Linked DNA regions of Homo sapiens: region 1 is linked to region 2. A link is an interaction called in ENCODE POLR2A ChIA-PET data of the cell type or tissue named here. Cell type or tissue: OCI-LY7. All regions are shown on one strand. Region 1 overlaps MSH6 (mutS homolog 6). Region 2 has its middle 65 kb from the start of MSH6.

Region 1 (8,000 bases), 90 kb before region 2:
AAGGAGTTTGGAATCCATCTTAGCAATAGCACTTGAGGTGTAGTGGAAATAATCAAGATTAGAGACAGGGACTTGGAATAACTCAGGCAATAAATAATGAGAGCCTAAACTAAAATGATAGCATAAGGGTGTGAAAAGGTTGGGGGGGCAGGGGGTGGGACATGTTAATGATACTTAAAAGGACAGAACCAACTGGGCACAGTGGCTCACACCTGTACTTCCAGCTGCTCTGGAGGCTAAGGCAGGAGTATCACTTGAGTCTGGAGTTGGAAACCAGCCTAGGCAATGTAGTAAGACCGTATCTCTATAAAAAGGGTGGAACCAACAGGACTGGGTCATTGATTTAATATGGGGGTTGAAAGTAAAGTGAAATATGATGGGTGCTCAGGATTCTGATTTGGGTGGGTGACTACCTTTCACTGAGGTAAGTTATATAGGAAATGGTTTCTGGAAAACATTAGTAAGGTCAGTTTTTAAACACTGAATCCAAGGTTGTCTTCTGGAATATCCAAATTGGTTATGACCAGAATGTGATTCATTATACTAAGCTAAAGGAATAGATTAAAGAATTAGCAACAGTGGCCGGGTGCAGTGGCTCATGCCTGTAACCCCAGCACTTTGGGGGAGGCCCAGGTGGGTGGATCATTTGAGGTCAGGAGTTTGAGACCAGCCTGGCCAACATGGTGAAACCTAAAAATACAAAAATTAGCCAGGTGTGGTGGCAGGTGCTTGTAATCCCAGCTGCTTGGGAGGCTGAAGCAGGAGAATTGCTTGAACCCGGAGGCAGGGGTTGCAGTGAGCCAAGATCACACCATTGCACTCCAGCCTGGGTGGCAGAGTGAGACTCTGTCTCAAAAATTAAAAAGCAACAGTGTATATGCAATAGTTGCAAGATGTAAGATCACCCAAAGAGTATGCAGAGGGAAATGAGGGACAGAACCCAGAAATATTAATACCCAGGGAGTGAACAGGAGGAGGACCCCAAGAAGTTACTGAGTCAGATTTTTCCCACTCATCCAGGTGAAAGTTTAGGTCAATAATGTGAAATACCAGAGGGATTAAATGTCTACAGAAATAAAACCATGTCTCACATTAAGACAAACAAGTAGGTTGGAGGGATATTTTGAAAGGCAAGGTGATATTAAACTTTATTCTGAAAGTAGTTTGTTAGAGAAAGAGGCATGATAAGAGTTGCAGTTAACTGATTGGAAACTATGCAGCAGATGAAACTGGAATAAAGGAAACTCATCAGGAAATGATTATAGTAATAAGGGCCAGAAATAAGGGCTTGCTTGCCTGAACTAAAAACAAAGAGGATACAAAGGTTCTAGAAATATTTCAAAGGAATTAGCTTTAATTCAGCAATACTCATTGAGAATCACCTATGCACCTGGCTCTGAAGATGAAGTGCTGAGTAAACTTAGACATGGACCCTGCTATCATGGAGATGGCAGATTATTGGTCAGAATGCTCTTACCTGTCATTGTAGCAATTTTGTTAGATCCTTAATACCTCTGAATTGCTAATAAACTTGTTTTGGCTGAAAAAATAGTCCTGTGAATTTTACCATGCAGTTAAATAAGAAACTAAAAGCAAACCTAAATACCACCAAAAAGGTTAGTAGTCTGTTATATGCATTAGCCTTAATCTAAGGAAATATTTTATTATAGGTCTCCTTGAAGAAAATGATATTTTCAGGAATGCTCAAGCAGGTGTTCTCATCAGCACTAATAGTCATCCAATCTTAAGGAAAAACAGAATATTTGATGGATTTGCCGCAGGTTTGTATTTTCTTTTCTTACCTGTGGCTTATATATAGTTCTGCAAAGTGTTTGATGTGGAGTATATTCATTTTGTTTTGCTTATTAACTAAAATGTGCAAAGTGTGCTGAAGTGGCTGAATGCCTGTTCATTCACTTACAAGAGCACCTAATCAAGTTCTGGATTCTTCTACTCTAAGCCAGACTCCTAAGAAATATTGCTCTTATTGCTTAGTCGTGATTATGAAACATTTATTGGGATAGAATAAATGCAGGCTTGTATTACCACTAGGAATACAGATAGATTCAATTCCTCAGATGAATTTACCAGTTTAAATCTGCAACAGAAAAAGAGATGTTAAAATGGATGCAAATGAAATCCAAGTATCATGTATTTAAACTTTAAGACAGTTAGGTTGGTGCGAAAGTTAATTGCAGTTTTGACCATAGTCATTGATAAGTGAATGTTACTGTTGGTGGTTGAAATAGGTATCTACATTTTATTCAGTAGACATTAAGAGGGTTAATGTACTTCTATAAAAGAAGCAGTTTACATTTGCTTGCTAATTTCAGGTTTTTAAGAAGCAGTATAAAGTGATGTATCTACTTGTTTGTAAATTTTACTTCAGGTATTGAAATTACAAATCACGCAACTGCAACACTAGAAGGCAATCAGATTTTTAACAACCGGTTTGGAGGCTTATTTTTAGCATCTGGTGTTAATGTGACAATGAAAGGTATGTTGGAGTCTGCTATACCTATAAATATATGCAATATGCCATGAAAGATAATCAGAAGCCGTTTTATAACTTGATTCCTTATGTCACTCTCCAAGTTAGCAACAGTTTAAGATAGATTTTGAAAGAAACAGAGCTTTGGTTCTAAATGGTTGGAGTATCTTATACAAGGAAAATTCTATTCTTAGCTGATTTCTTACAATTACTTCATTGGTTAGCTTCATTTAAAGCTCTTAAAAATAGTGGCTCTTCTGTTAGAATAATCCTATAATCTTTGGTTTTTAAAATATTAACATTCCTCTGAATTTTTACTTATTCTTTCTTTTATTACAGATAACAAAATAATGAACAATCAAGATGCCATAGAAAAGGCTGTTAGTAGAGGCCAATGTTTATATAAAATATCAAGTTATACCAGCTATCCCATGCATGATTTCTACAGGTAACTTAGAAATATATTTGAGTCCTGAAAAGAGGAAGACTGATTTCCTTTTTAAATTAGCAATGCCTAGCATTTTTGGCTATTTGCCGGTGTTGAGACTATAACTAACTGAAAATTTTATCATCAATCTACTTGAAGATCGTGTTTAAGACTGTAACTGTGGGTAGGCGTGGTGGCTTATGCCTGTAATCCTAGCACTTTGGGAGGCTGAAGTGGGAGGATCACTGGAGCCCAGGAGTTCTAAACCAGCCTGGGCAACATAGGGAGACCCTGTCTCTACAAAACAAAACAAAGACCATAACTATGGAAAAACCTAATGCTACAGTAACTGATGTCATTCATGTAACTCATGTTGTGTAATGTTTTCCTAGAAATTTCAAGGTAAAGATGTCGGGGTTAAGTGTTTGATATATCCCAGTCACTGTGACAGTTTTGACTCTTCACGCCTCCAAAAATTGTTTTCAGCCCAGAAACATTTGAGAGGCTTTTAAAGTGGAAAGAACTGCCTTTATACAATTTACAAATCATTTCTCTTCCCTCCGAAGACACAGATGACAGGAAAATCACTTACTCCATTAAAGTTCCTTTTCAGAATTAATCTGGGCTGGAGCCACAAAGAATTTTGTTTTGGTCCTCTTAAAGCCAAAGGTCATAGTAATATATAAACAGAATGGAATGTTTTGCATTAATGACATGTTTGAGAAAAGTAATTTAAGCTTTTGCTTTTTAGATGTCATACTTGTAACACCACAGATCGAAATGCCATATGTGTGAACTGCATTAAGAAGTGCCATCAGGGACATGATGTAGAGTTTATTAGACATGATAGGTATGTAGCACACTTGCTTGATATATTACCCAATTACTTTCCCCCTCACTTTTCTAATATTTGGGTTTCATTTTGCTTTAGGTTTTTCTGTGACTGTGGTGCTGGAACACTGTCTAATCCTTGTACATTAGCTGGTGAGCCTACACATGATACAGATACACTATATGACTCTGCTCCACCTATAGAATCTAATACATTGCAGCACAACTGAATTCCTTCCCTAAAGAAAAAGTCCTGCCATTGTAACATCATAACTTAAAACACTTTTTTGGAAGAAGATTTAAAATATTTGCCCATGCTACAGGAAGAGACTGTATTAAAAATGGATACACAAGGTCAGTTGACACTATGAAGCTCAAGCTACCAAAAAGAAAGTGGCAATATATTGACTCAGGATCTCAAAGCTGGGTGTTTTAGCATTACTGTGTAAAGACTTGAAGGGACAGAAGTGAAGAAAATAAGCTGCAATTTTGTACAGATACCAACTTCTGAAAAGCTGGTGTTTTTACAACTAGCATTGAATGCAGTCCAATTTGCAGTAGTAATCTTCAATAGACAAGCAGCTTTGTTGCTGCCTTTATGGACATGGGTACCAATTGCTTTTGTAATATGGTAAAAATGTGAGCTAGCACTTCTGCGTTCCTTTTGATTTTTTTTTTTTAACATGTATTCAGATTGAGAAATATGATTTTAATGCTTTAATCTCATGTAGTTTGTTTTTAATTTCAAGCAAAATCTTACTGTACTTGAATGTGCCCTGTTTTGTTAGCACACCTAGACTTGCTGTAACTGTACTCATGTCCCAGTATGTACGTTCTTTCTATGAAAGAGAAAACACTAATCTTAAATTATATCCAGCAATGTTTCTGGTATCCTTTAAGAAAAGTTAAGACTATTATTTCCTTCCCTTCCCTGTGCAGCATTCAAAATCACCCCTAGAAAAAGTGAGTGTTTTAATGAGACTTCCTAGGAAGGGATGCACTGTAAAACAAAAGTATTCTTGTAACTCAGTTTTGTGAAAGGTAAAAAACTACTATGTTTTAAGTACACTTTAGAAAGTCTCTTCAAAACAAACAGTCCTGTATTTGAACTCTGTTCATAGTTTTTTTTTGAACAGTTTAGACAAAACTGCTGGAAATTAAACCAATTTCCTGCATTAAGCTGAGACAAGTATATATACAGCCCTATACAGTTTCATAGCTTTTCCTCCCCCATTTATGTGTATTGGTGACAGTGGGTATAAAACAGCCTGAAAGTGTATGCATGTACCATAACATCTAGACTTAATATATTGTGGAGTATTCAATAACCATTATGTAGAAGGTAGATAAGAATTAAAAGGGTTTAATTTCCTAGAAAGAAAATGGAAAAATGGTCATTTTTAAAAAATAAAGTTTATTAGATCATAATGTTGTCTGAATTTACCACCTTTGTCAGAAGTCAACTCAAAGCTTCCAATGTAGTCAGTCTATAATTCCTTAATCAAAGTCAGCAATTTATGGACAGCTTCAGCATCTACAGTTGACCTTTCACTAGCCAGGCAAACTTCCCTTAAAATTAAAAAAAAAAAAAAAAAAGTTTTTTTGTTTTTTCATAGTGCATCATCCCTTCCCCTTTTACTGTTTCTTTGAAACTTAAGGTCAGTTAGTTATAATTCCATTATAGTTAGTTAGTTACCGAAATAATCGTAGTGACTGATTCATCTTCTCAAATTCTCTTGCTTTTCTATGTCCCTTTTGAATAACTTCCTCTGGGAGATTAGCAAGCCTTGCTGCATTAAAGCCATAGCTTTTAGGACAAGCTCCCTTAATGAATTTATAGAGGAACGTAATAGTCTCCTGGCTGGGGTCTTCACATTCATTTTCTACCATGCATGCCTTAAGAAAGAAAAATATTAGCGATACATGTGCTAGCAAGAGAAGTGCCCTCTCAAAAAACCGAATTTGTGGAAAAAAACAATTTGCACATACCATATGTCCTAGGCGCACAGCAACATTTTGAGAATAATCTTCTACTAATGAATGGTAGTGAGTTGAAAATAATGTACGACATTTTATAGTCTCAGCAAGTTCTTTAACAACTGCATTTGCTATTGCCGTCCCATCAAATGTTGCAGTACCTCTTCCTGTTAAAGTAAAATATGCATAAGGAAGTAACTCAAAGGAATTAAAACAAAAAAGGAATTAAAACAAAAATGCTAGGACAGAAAAGCAACATCGGTTAGTACATCCACGTCTAAAAGCATTCTATAAATAGGCCTTGTTTAGCTACACGAGTCTGCTTAGCAGCCCATGGGGAGTGAGGTTTCTTTTAAAGAAAATACAGTATCGCTCAAGGTCATAAACTTCCTGAGTCCTCCTATTAGTGTTCTCATCCCCGTAGTATAACAAATGTTTTATTACAACTAAACAGTGTAAGGCCTAATAATTAATGGGTAATCAAAAACCTTTCACAATATCACCTTTTATCTCCAACTATCGGTCTGTGCCACAATGGTGAGTGCGTGCTCTAAAAACATTCATATTGTTTAAATGTACTTCAGATAATCTTCTATAAAAATAGTTATTTGTACAAATGTTTTTAAGATAGATAGTCTTCAAATGAGAAGTTTAATGTCTTACCTAATTCATCCACAAGCACCAGAGAATGTGCTGTTGCATGCATGAGTATGCTGGCAGTTTCACTTAATTCAACAAAAAATGTACTTTCACCTTAAAAAAAAAAAAATCACAAATGAATACTCATTTTGCAAATCATATTACATAAATTCATCTTCTAGGTTATATAGCTATCATGAGCTACACATATTGGTATAAAAGATTAAATCTCATTAAGAGACTATGCAATTATTGGCCGGGCACGGTGGCTCACGCCTGTAATCCCAGCACTTTGGGAGGCCGAGGCAAGCAGATCACCTGAGGTCAGGAGTTAAGAGACCAGCCTAACATGGTGAAACCCCGCTTCTACTAAAAATACAAAAAATTAGCTGGGCGTGATGGCATGCGCCTGTAATCCCAGCTACTCGAGAGGCTGAGGCAGGAGAATCACTTGAACCTGGAAGCAGAGGTTGCAGTGAGCCAAGATCGTGCCATTGCACTCCAGCTTGGGCAACAAGAGGGAAACTCCATCTCAAAAAAAAAAAAAAGAGAGAGAGACTATGCAGTTCTTAAAAAGTGATGTTTTTAAAGTAACACCAGAAAAATCAAATATTAGATTTAAAAGGCTCATATACAAGAAGCAAATATCTTTTATCACATCTAAATGACTGAATGAGAACTTAAGTGGGAAACAAAAAACTCACCTGACATTATTCTGTCTGAGGCACCAAGTCTAGTAAACACTCTATCAATTGGTGTGAGCCTGCACACTTCAGCAGGGACGTAACAACCCATCTGGGCCATTACAGCTAATAAGCCAGCCTGTGAATGAGGGAGGAAAAGGTCTTTTATGACTGGTAGTAACAGTTTCATAAACTTTTGTCTTTCTTATGAACCCTTACGTAAGAGCTAGGCACTCTAAAACAACTTTCACAATCACATGTACGTTGGTTCTGTTCTGAAATCCATTTGCTAACATGGAGAAAGTTGAGGCTAAGAGAGACAAGAGGCATAGGGCCTCACCTGGCCTTTAAAACATCAGAGCCTGCTTACCAACCCACTACCCTAGTGATTCTCAACGCTGGCCAGAATAGAATCACCTAGGAGCTCTTTAAAACTACTGAGATGCCTAGAATCAATTCCAATCAAGTGAATCCATGTCAGGATGGAATCTCTGCACCTTTTTTTTTTTTTTTACACGTTGTCACATTCTTTCAGGTGATTCTGATTTAAAGAAAAAGTTTGGAAATCACTATACACACTATACTGCCTCTCTCTAGCAAACTAGGTGAACAGAAGTATACTATAATGCAGGAGAGCAGCGGGGACCAGCCAACTACTACTATTTCTTACAACCTTTTAAAAATATAAAAAACTTTACAAGTTCTGTGGCTGGTCAACCCCTGGTTATAAAGAGAAGATAAATACAATGCCATAAAAAATTTTTTTAAAAATGAGCTAGGCATGATGGTGTACATCTGTAGTCCCAGCTACTGGGGAGGCTGAGGCAGGAGGAAGGGTTGAACCTGGGAGTTCGAGGCTGCAGTGAGCTGTGATGGTGCCACTGCACTTCAGCCTTGGCAACAACAAAAAAAAAAGGGCCAGCATGTCATCCCTAAAGAGCAGTTTTCAACA
Region 2 (8,000 bases):
AACTCCTGGGCTCAAGAGATCCTCCTGACGTGGCCACCCAAAGTGCTCGAATTACAGACACAAGCTGCTGTTCCTGGCTTGTTTTTCGCGACAGAGTCTCACTCTGTCATCCAGGCTGGAGTGCATGATCTCAGCTCATTGCAACCTCTACCTCCTGGGTTCAAGCGATTCTCGCACATCAGCCTCCTCAGTAGCTGGGATTACAGGCACGCACCACCATGCCCAGCTAATTTTTGTATTTTTAGTAGAGACGGGGTTTCACCATGTTGGCCAGGCTGGTCTTGAACTCCTGACTTCAAGGGGTCCTCCTGCCTCGGCCTCCGTGCTGGGATTACAGGCGTGAGCCACCATGCCTGGCTTTTTTATTTTTTTAAATGGATTTTTTTTTCTCTCCTTCCAACGCTAGGTTGTCATCCGTCACAATGAAGTTGAAGGAAGGCTTCTGCCTGAAATCATCTCTTTCTCCCCTTGTAATTTGCTGTTTTCCCCATTGGCTTGAAAATTTGTTAACCAGTGAATGGATTAAGGGCGGTGCAAGATGTGCTTTGTTAAACAGATGCTTGAAGGCAGCATGCTCGTTAAGAGTCATCACCACTCCCTAATCTCAAATACCCAGGGACACAAACACTGCGGAAGGCCGCAGGGTCCTCTGCCTAGGAAAACCAGAGACCTTTGTTCACTTGTTTATCTGCTGACCTTCCCTCCACTATTGTCCTGTGACCCTGCCAAATCCCCCTCTGCGAGAAACGCCCAAGAATGATCAATTAAAAAAAAAAAAAGAAAGAAAAAGAAAATTTGTTAACCAGGCTTAGTTAAAAACTCCGTATGGAAGGTTTATGGGATAAAAATCTTTTTCTCTACTGAGGACTTAGGTCCAATGATCAGGGGCCCGCAAATTAACTGACAATAGACAGATAAACAGGCAAAAATAAAACAAGTTTGGCCGGGCGAGGTGGCTCACGCCTTTAATCCTGGCATTTTGGGAGGCTAAGGTGGGAGGATCGCTTCAGCCCAGGGGTTCAAGACCAGCCTGGGCAACAAAGTGAGATCCCATAATTAGCCAGGCATGGTGGCATGCGTCTGTAGTGTCAGCTATGCAGGATGCTGCGGTAGAAGGATTGCTTAAGCCCAGGAGGTTGAGGCTGCAGCGAGCCATGATTGTGCCACTGCACTCCAGCCTGGGCAGCAGAGCAAAAGCCTCTCTCAAAAACAAAACAGAAAAAGAAAACAAGTTGGCTGGGTACGGTGGCTCACACCTGTAATCACAGCACTTTGGGAGGCCGAGGTAGGTGAATCACGAGGTCAGGAGTTCAAGACTAGGCTGGCCAACATGATGAAACCCCGCCTCTACTAAAAATACAAAAAAATTAGCCAGGCGTGGTGGCGGGCGCCTATAATCCCAGCTACTAGGGAGGCTGAGGCAGAGAATTGCTTGAACCCGGTAGGTTCAAAGGTTGCAGTGAGCTGAGATCGCGCCACTACACTCCAGCCTGGGCGACAGAGCGAGACTCAGTCTCAAAAAAAAAAAAAAAAAAGAAAAAGAAAACAAGTTTTATTTATATGCATGCAGGAACGTTCAGATAAAGAAGCTCATTGATCTCAACCTAATAAGGAAAAGAGAGCGAGAGAAAGGCTTCTATGGGAAAGACACATGGACATTTGAGGAAAGACAAATGGACTTTTAGAGAAACAAATGGAAGAGATGGGAGTTTGTTGCTGATGTTTATGTTTGTCTACATGAGTGGTTGGTGTTCTTCCTGGGAGTGAGCTCCTCTGGAGAGGAGATTTATGGCAACTTTACTCCCAGAAGGCTCTTCCTTTTAGTGAAATAAAGGAAGTTCCAAAAAGGCTTCTTTCTGCATCTGCTGTATCTCTAGTGTCTTCGGTTTAAAATAATCTTCACACTTATTCTGGAGGGCCAAGTGGATCCCCAGAAGGGGAACATGGGCTCTGACTGAGGAGCAAGGAAATGTATGAGTTTCAGTATCATCTATGGTAACACTTCAGAGTCAGTAGAAAAAAAAGTTCTGGGCAGAGTGCAGTGGCTCATACCTGTAATCCCAGTAATCTGGGAGGCTGAGGCAGGAGGATCACTTGAAGCCAGGAGTTCAAGACCAGCCTGGACAACATGGTGAGAACTCATCTCAAAAAAGAGAAAAGAAAAAAAATTAGCTGGGTCTGGTGGCACATGCTTGTGGTGCCAGCTACTGGGAGGGTGGGGTGGGAGGATTGCTTAACCCTGGGAGGTCAAGGCTGCAGTGAGTCGTGCTTGCACCACTGCACTCCAGCCTGAGCAATAGAGTGAAACCCTGTCTCAAGAAAACCAAAAGTTTTGATTCTCAGCTATGTTCTGGTGAGGTTGCTGAGTAGCTCAGTGATGGATTGGTGAGGTGTTTGTACATAGATGCTTTATGCATCCCCCTTTCCAGAGGCCTGGCCTCTTAAGTCCAGTCGTTTAGAGCCAGCGACATATCTTCTATCAGCTCTGGGAGGTGCTGGATAGAGGTCAGCAGCATAGTGACTACTGAGGGATGCCGGGGGGTTCAAGTCCTGAAATTCCACCATTAGAGCTTCATTTTGTAGGTCGTACTTTTCCCTGTCCCTCCAGAAACTAACAAGTGAAGTCTCTCTTCCTCTCTCTCTCACTTTCTCCTCAAATTTTAAGGGTAAAATCACATAAAATTGTAAAGGTCCCTCCTCCCTATCCTGCCTCAGGAGTGACACCAGTTCCTAAGTGTATATGTGTTTTTTATTTTTATAGAAAAGATAAAACACCATTGCCCCTGTTCTGTGCCCTATTTTCATTTTCACTGTAAGCAATACATTTCTTTTTTCTTTCCTTTTTTTTTTTTTTTTTTTTTGATACAGGTTATCACTCTGAAGCCCAAGCTAGAATGCAGTGGGTATCATAGCTCACTATAACCTCAACCTCCTGGGCTCAAGCGATCCTCTCACCTCAGCCTATCAAGCTGTTGGGACTACAGGAGTCTCTAATATATATGAATGAGACATAGTCTCCCTATGGTGCCCAGGCTAAGTAATACATTTTTAAAATAAGTTCATATCAGTACCCAAATCATTTTCCTGTTGTTGTGATGAATGCAATGGCATGCCATTGCACAGAAGTGCCATTATTTATTAAACCAGCCTCTCAGTGATGTCAGCCCTCCTAGGACTGCTATTACAAATGGTATTCAAATGAATACTCTTGTATCGAAGTCGTTGCACACATATGCAAACACACTCATAAGAATAAATTCTTAAAAGTGAAACTGTGGACTAAAGGGTGTGAGATATATATTTAGGTTATCGACTTAAAGATGCAGTGTGACGTTTGCTGCTGAAGTGGGAGGATACAGAGCTGTATGAATACAGCTGCAGGAGAATTTATCTTCTACTAGGCAGAAACAACCTACACAAACTTCCCTTTACAAGACAGTTCAGATTCCTATACAATAGGCTTTCAACAAATATGTGGAATTTACTGAAACGCAGGTTGTCAAAGAAATCTTAAATGCTTTGTCTGTGAGCTAAAGAGGAGCAGACAGAAGCTAAAGAGAATTTCAGTTCCAAATCCAGCCTAACCACCATCTCCTACCCCCAGACTCTTACTTGTTCCACCTGCCCCTCAAGCTTTCCCTTTTCTTTACCTATGCTCCTCCTGGCTTCACTTCCTTCCCCACCCAGCTGAGCCCTCCGAAGGCTGTGTCTTCCAAGTTACCTGTCAATGCCTCCAACTCTAACCATTTTTTTCTTTCATGCCACCTGCTTTAAACTCCCCAAACTTTTTTTTTTTTTTTTTTTTTTTTTTGAGATGGAGTCTTGCTCTGTTGCCCAGGCTGGAGTGCAGTGGCATGATCTCAGCTCACTGAAACCTCCACCTCCTGGGTTCAAGCAATTCTCCTGCCTCAGCCTCCTGAGTAGCTGGGACTACAGGCGCCTGCCACCATGTCCAGCTAATTTTTGTATTCTTAGTAGAGACGGGGTTTTACCATGTTGGCCCAGGCTTGTCTCAAACTCCTGACCTCAGCTGATCCGCCTTGGCCTCCCAAAGTGCTGGGGTTACAGGCATGAGCCACCATGCCCGACCTCAACTCCCCAAACTCTGGACTCTCTGCCTCCTCCTCCAGGTTACTGAGCAATGCTGGAGAAATTCCATTCTTGGGGAGATTGAAGATCCAAGGTCGCCAGGCTCAGCGGGGCTATGGCATGGCCTGACGGTCATATATACATTAAATTAAATAGAGATGAGGTCTCACTATGTTGCTCAGGCTGGTGTTGAACTCCTGGCCTCAAGCAATCTTCTCATCTCAGCTGCCCAGAGTGCTGGGATTACAGGCATGAACCATCATGCCCAGCCCCTTCTACCTGTTTCTAGTCAGCTCCCTCTCCCATTGCCTGCCTTCCCTTGTGCCTCAGAGTTCACTGCATCAGCCATGGCAAACTCCTCCGTCTGGGCTCTGAGTTTCCTTCCTTCTCGCTTTCTCAGGGACCTTGTCTGCTATCCCTTTTCTCCTATATCTTCAACTATTTCCTCTTTGTTCATTCTTTCTTCTCAGCTTACAAACCTGGCATCTAGTGGTTGCCAAATAATTCTTTTTATGAAGTCAAATTTAGGCAGGCTCAGTGGCTCACATCTATAATCTCAGTACTTTGGGGGGCCGAGGTGGGAGAATTGCTTGAGGCCAGGAGTTTGAGATCAGCCTGGGCAACATAGTGCAACCTCATCTCTACAGATAATTTAAAAATTAGCTGGGCATGGTGGTGGATGCCTGTGGTCCCAGCAACTTGGGAGGCTGAGGTAAGAGAATGGCTTGAGCCCAGGAGGGCAAGGCTGCATGCAGGCAGCCGTGATGGTACCACTGCACTCCAGCCTGGGTGACAGAGTGAGACCCTGTCTCTAAAAATAAATAAAGTAAAATTTATTCAGATATAATTTACAAACAATAAACTGCATATTTAAACTAGATAGCTCAATGAGTTGGTTTTTTTTCTCTTTGGAGACAGGATCTTGCTCTGTCACTCAGGCTGGAGTGCAGTGGTGCAATCATGGCTCACTATAGCCTTGAACTCCTAGGCTCAAGTCATCCTCCCACCTTAGCCTTTTGAGTTGTTGGGACCACAGGCGTGTACCACCTTGCCTAGCTAATTTTTAAATTTTTTTTTAGGGACAAGGGGTCTCACTTTGTTTCCCAGGCTGATCTGGAACTCCTGGCCTCAAGTGATCCCACCTCAGACTCCCAAAGTGCCAGGATCACAGCTGTGAGCCACTGTGCCTGGCCCTTAATGAGTTATGACAAATGCATATTCCCATCTAACCATCACCTCTGTAGGGTCCAGACCCAAAGGGTCGGTGGGTTTTTCTCCCCATGTGCAGAAATGAGAGATTGTAAAAATACAGACACAAGATAAAAAGATAAAAGACAAGACAGCTGGGCCCAGGGGACCACTACCACCAAGACGCAGAGACCGGTAGTGGCCCCGAATGCCAGGCTGCACTGATATTTATTGGATACAAGACAAAGGGGCAGGGTAAGGAGTGTGAGCCATCTCCAATGATAAGTAAGCTCACGTGGGTCACGTGTCCACTGGACAGGGGGCCCTTCCCTGCCAGGCATCCGAGGCAGAGAGACAGAGAGAGAGAGAGGGAGAGACAGCTTACACCATTATTTCTGCATATCAGAGACTTTTAGTACTTTCACTAATTTTGCTACTGCTATCTAAAAGGTAGAGCCAGGTGTACAGGATGGAACATGAAAGCGGACTAAGAGCATGACCACTGAAGCACAGCATCACAGGGAGACGGTTAGGCCTCCGGATAACTGCGGGTGGGCCTGACTGATGTCAGGCCCTCCACAAGAGGTGGAGGAGTAGAGTCTTCTCTAAACTCCCCCGGGGAAAGGGAGACTCCCTTTCCTGGTCTGCTAAGTAGTGGGTGTTTTTCCTTGGCACTGACGCTACTGCTAGACCACAGTCTGCTTGGCAATGGGTGTCTTCCCAGATGCTGGCATTACCGCTAGGCCAAGGAGGCCTCTGGTGGCCGTGTCCGGGCATAACGGAAGGCTCACACTCTTGTCTTCTGGTCACTTCTCACTATGTCCCCTCAGCTCCTATCTCTGTATGGCCTGGTTTTTCCTAAGTTATGATTATAGAGCAAGGATTATTAAAATATTGGAATAAAGAGTAATTGCTACAAACTAATGATTAATGATATTCATATATAATCACGTCTAGATCTAGATCTAGTATAACTCAGATCTAGTATAACTCTTGTTGTTTCATATATTTTATTATACTGGAACAGCTCATGCCCTGGGTCTCTTGCCTCGGCACCTGGATGGCGTGCTGCCCACAACTTCAATCAAGATATAGAACTTTCTTGGCCAAGTAGCACAAGCCATTGGGCCTGGCCAAATTTTTTTTCCATTTTAATGTTGAGTTAGACATCATAGTATGGATATATCACAATTTTTATCACAATTCATCTGTTTAAGGACAGTTGGGTTGTTTCCCAGTTTGGTCTAGTAGAAATAAGGTTACTATGAACATTTGGACACAAGTATTTTTGTGGATAGTTTCATTTATCTTGGTAAATACTTAAAAGTGGAAATGCTAGGTCATAGAGTAGGTGTATGTTTAACTGCCTAACTTTATAAGAAATTGCCAAACTGTTTTCCAAAGTGGTTGTATCATTTTACATTTTTATGAGCATTTAATGAGAATTCCAACTGCTGTACATCTTTGCTAACATTTGTTATCGTCTGTCTTTTGAATTTTAGTCATTATAGCGGTGCAAAATGGTATATAGTTCATTGCGGTTTTAATGTTTATTTGTCTGAGGAGTAACGTATACCTTTTCATGCACTTACTGGTCATTTGCATATCCCTTTTTTTTTGAGACTGTGTTGCCCAGGACAGAGTGCAATGGCACAATCTAGGCTCACTGCAACCTTTGCCTCCTCGGTTCAAGCGATTCTCGTGCCTCAGCCCTGAGTAGCTGGGATTACAGGTGTGTGCCACTTTGCCTAATTTTTGTATTTTTTTGTAGAGACAAGGTTTCACCACGTTGCCCAGGCTGGTCTTGAACTCTTGAGCTCAAGCTATCAGCCCACCTTAGCCTCCGAAAGTGCTGGGATTACAGACATGTGTCATCATGCCCAGCCCACTTTCTTTGTGAAGTGTCTGTTCAAGTCTTTTCACTATTTTTATTGTGTTGTTTCTTTAAAATTGCTGTATGAATTCTTTACATAATCTGGATACAAGTTATTTGTCAGAAATATGAGTTACAAATATGGCATGGGATATAGGCACATCCTAGCCTATGGCTTATGTTTCCATTTTCTTTTAAAAAATTTTTTAAATTTTAATTTAAATTAATTTATTTAGTTTTAGAGACAAGGTCCTACTCTGTCACCCGGGTTGGAGTGTGATGGTGTGATCATAGCTCACTGCAGCCTCAAACTCCTGAGCTCAAGCAATCCTCCCACCTCAGCCTCCCAAGTAGCTAGAACTACAGGCACATACCACCACTGCTGGCTAATTTAAAAAAAATTTTCAGCTGGGCACGGTGGCTCACGCCTGTAATCCCAGCACGTTGGGAGGCCAAGGCGGGTGGATCATGAGGTCAGGAGTTCAAGACCAGTCTGGCCAAGATGGTGAAACCCCATCTCTACTAAAAATACAAAAATTAGCTGGGCATGGTGGTGGGCCCCCGTAATCCCAGCTACTTGGGAGGCTGAGGCAGGAGAATTGCTTGAACCCGGGAAGCAGAGGTTGTGTTGAGTCGACATCTTGCCACTGCATTCCAGCCTGGGCAAGAGAGTGAGATTCTGTCTTAAAAAAAAAAAAAAAAAAAAAAAAAAAAGTTTCTATAGAGACGAGGCTCTCACTATGTTACCCAGGTTGGTCTCAAACTCCTGGCCTTATGTGATCCTCCTGCCTTGGCTTCCCAATGTGTTGAGATTACAGGTGTGAGCCACCATGCCCAGCTCTTTTCATTT

What was found. Peaks named below come from ENCODE experiments on the same cell type or tissue, not always from the same donor. Only the 100,000 strongest peaks of a DNase experiment are listed, where the experiment ranks them.
Region 1: POLR2A ChIA-PET joins it to region 2 with 12 read pairs; 2 of 35 experiments call an interaction of 5 or more read pairs at or near these places.

What each region holds. Positions count from the first base shown.
Region 1 is chr2:47,804,097-47,812,096 of GRCh38, reverse strand. MSH6 (mutS homolog 6) reads right to left here. Exons shown (of 10, transcript NM_000179.3): 6 at 7,070-7,187; 7 at 6,390-6,479; 8 at 5,739-5,893; 9 at 5,446-5,645; 10 at 5,144-5,318. The coding sequence ends at 5,237. It overlaps FBXO11 (F-box protein 11), which reads left to right. Exons shown (of 23, transcript NM_001190274.2): 19 at 1,671-1,781; 20 at 2,390-2,497; 21 at 2,831-2,939; 22 at 3,670-3,768; 23 at 3,850-5,177. The coding sequence ends at 3,979. Among named protein-coding and RNA genes, the nearest start is that of MSH6, 25 kb to the right of the region's middle. In OCI-LY7, no CTCF peak of the experiment used is centred here; no DNase peak of the experiment used is centred here; H3K27ac peaks cover 588 bases.
Region 2 is chr2:47,714,537-47,722,536 of GRCh38, reverse strand. No RefSeq gene overlaps it. Among named protein-coding and RNA genes, the nearest start is that of MSH6, 65 kb to the left of the region's middle. RefSeq lists enhancers at 252-1,057, 3,607-3,656. In OCI-LY7, CTCF peaks have their summits at 5,814 and 6,031 (motif pointing left); DNase peaks (open chromatin) are centred at 3,276, 3,671, 5,680, 6,016 and 3 weaker places; H3K4me3 peaks cover 3,967 bases; H3K27ac peaks cover 8,000 bases.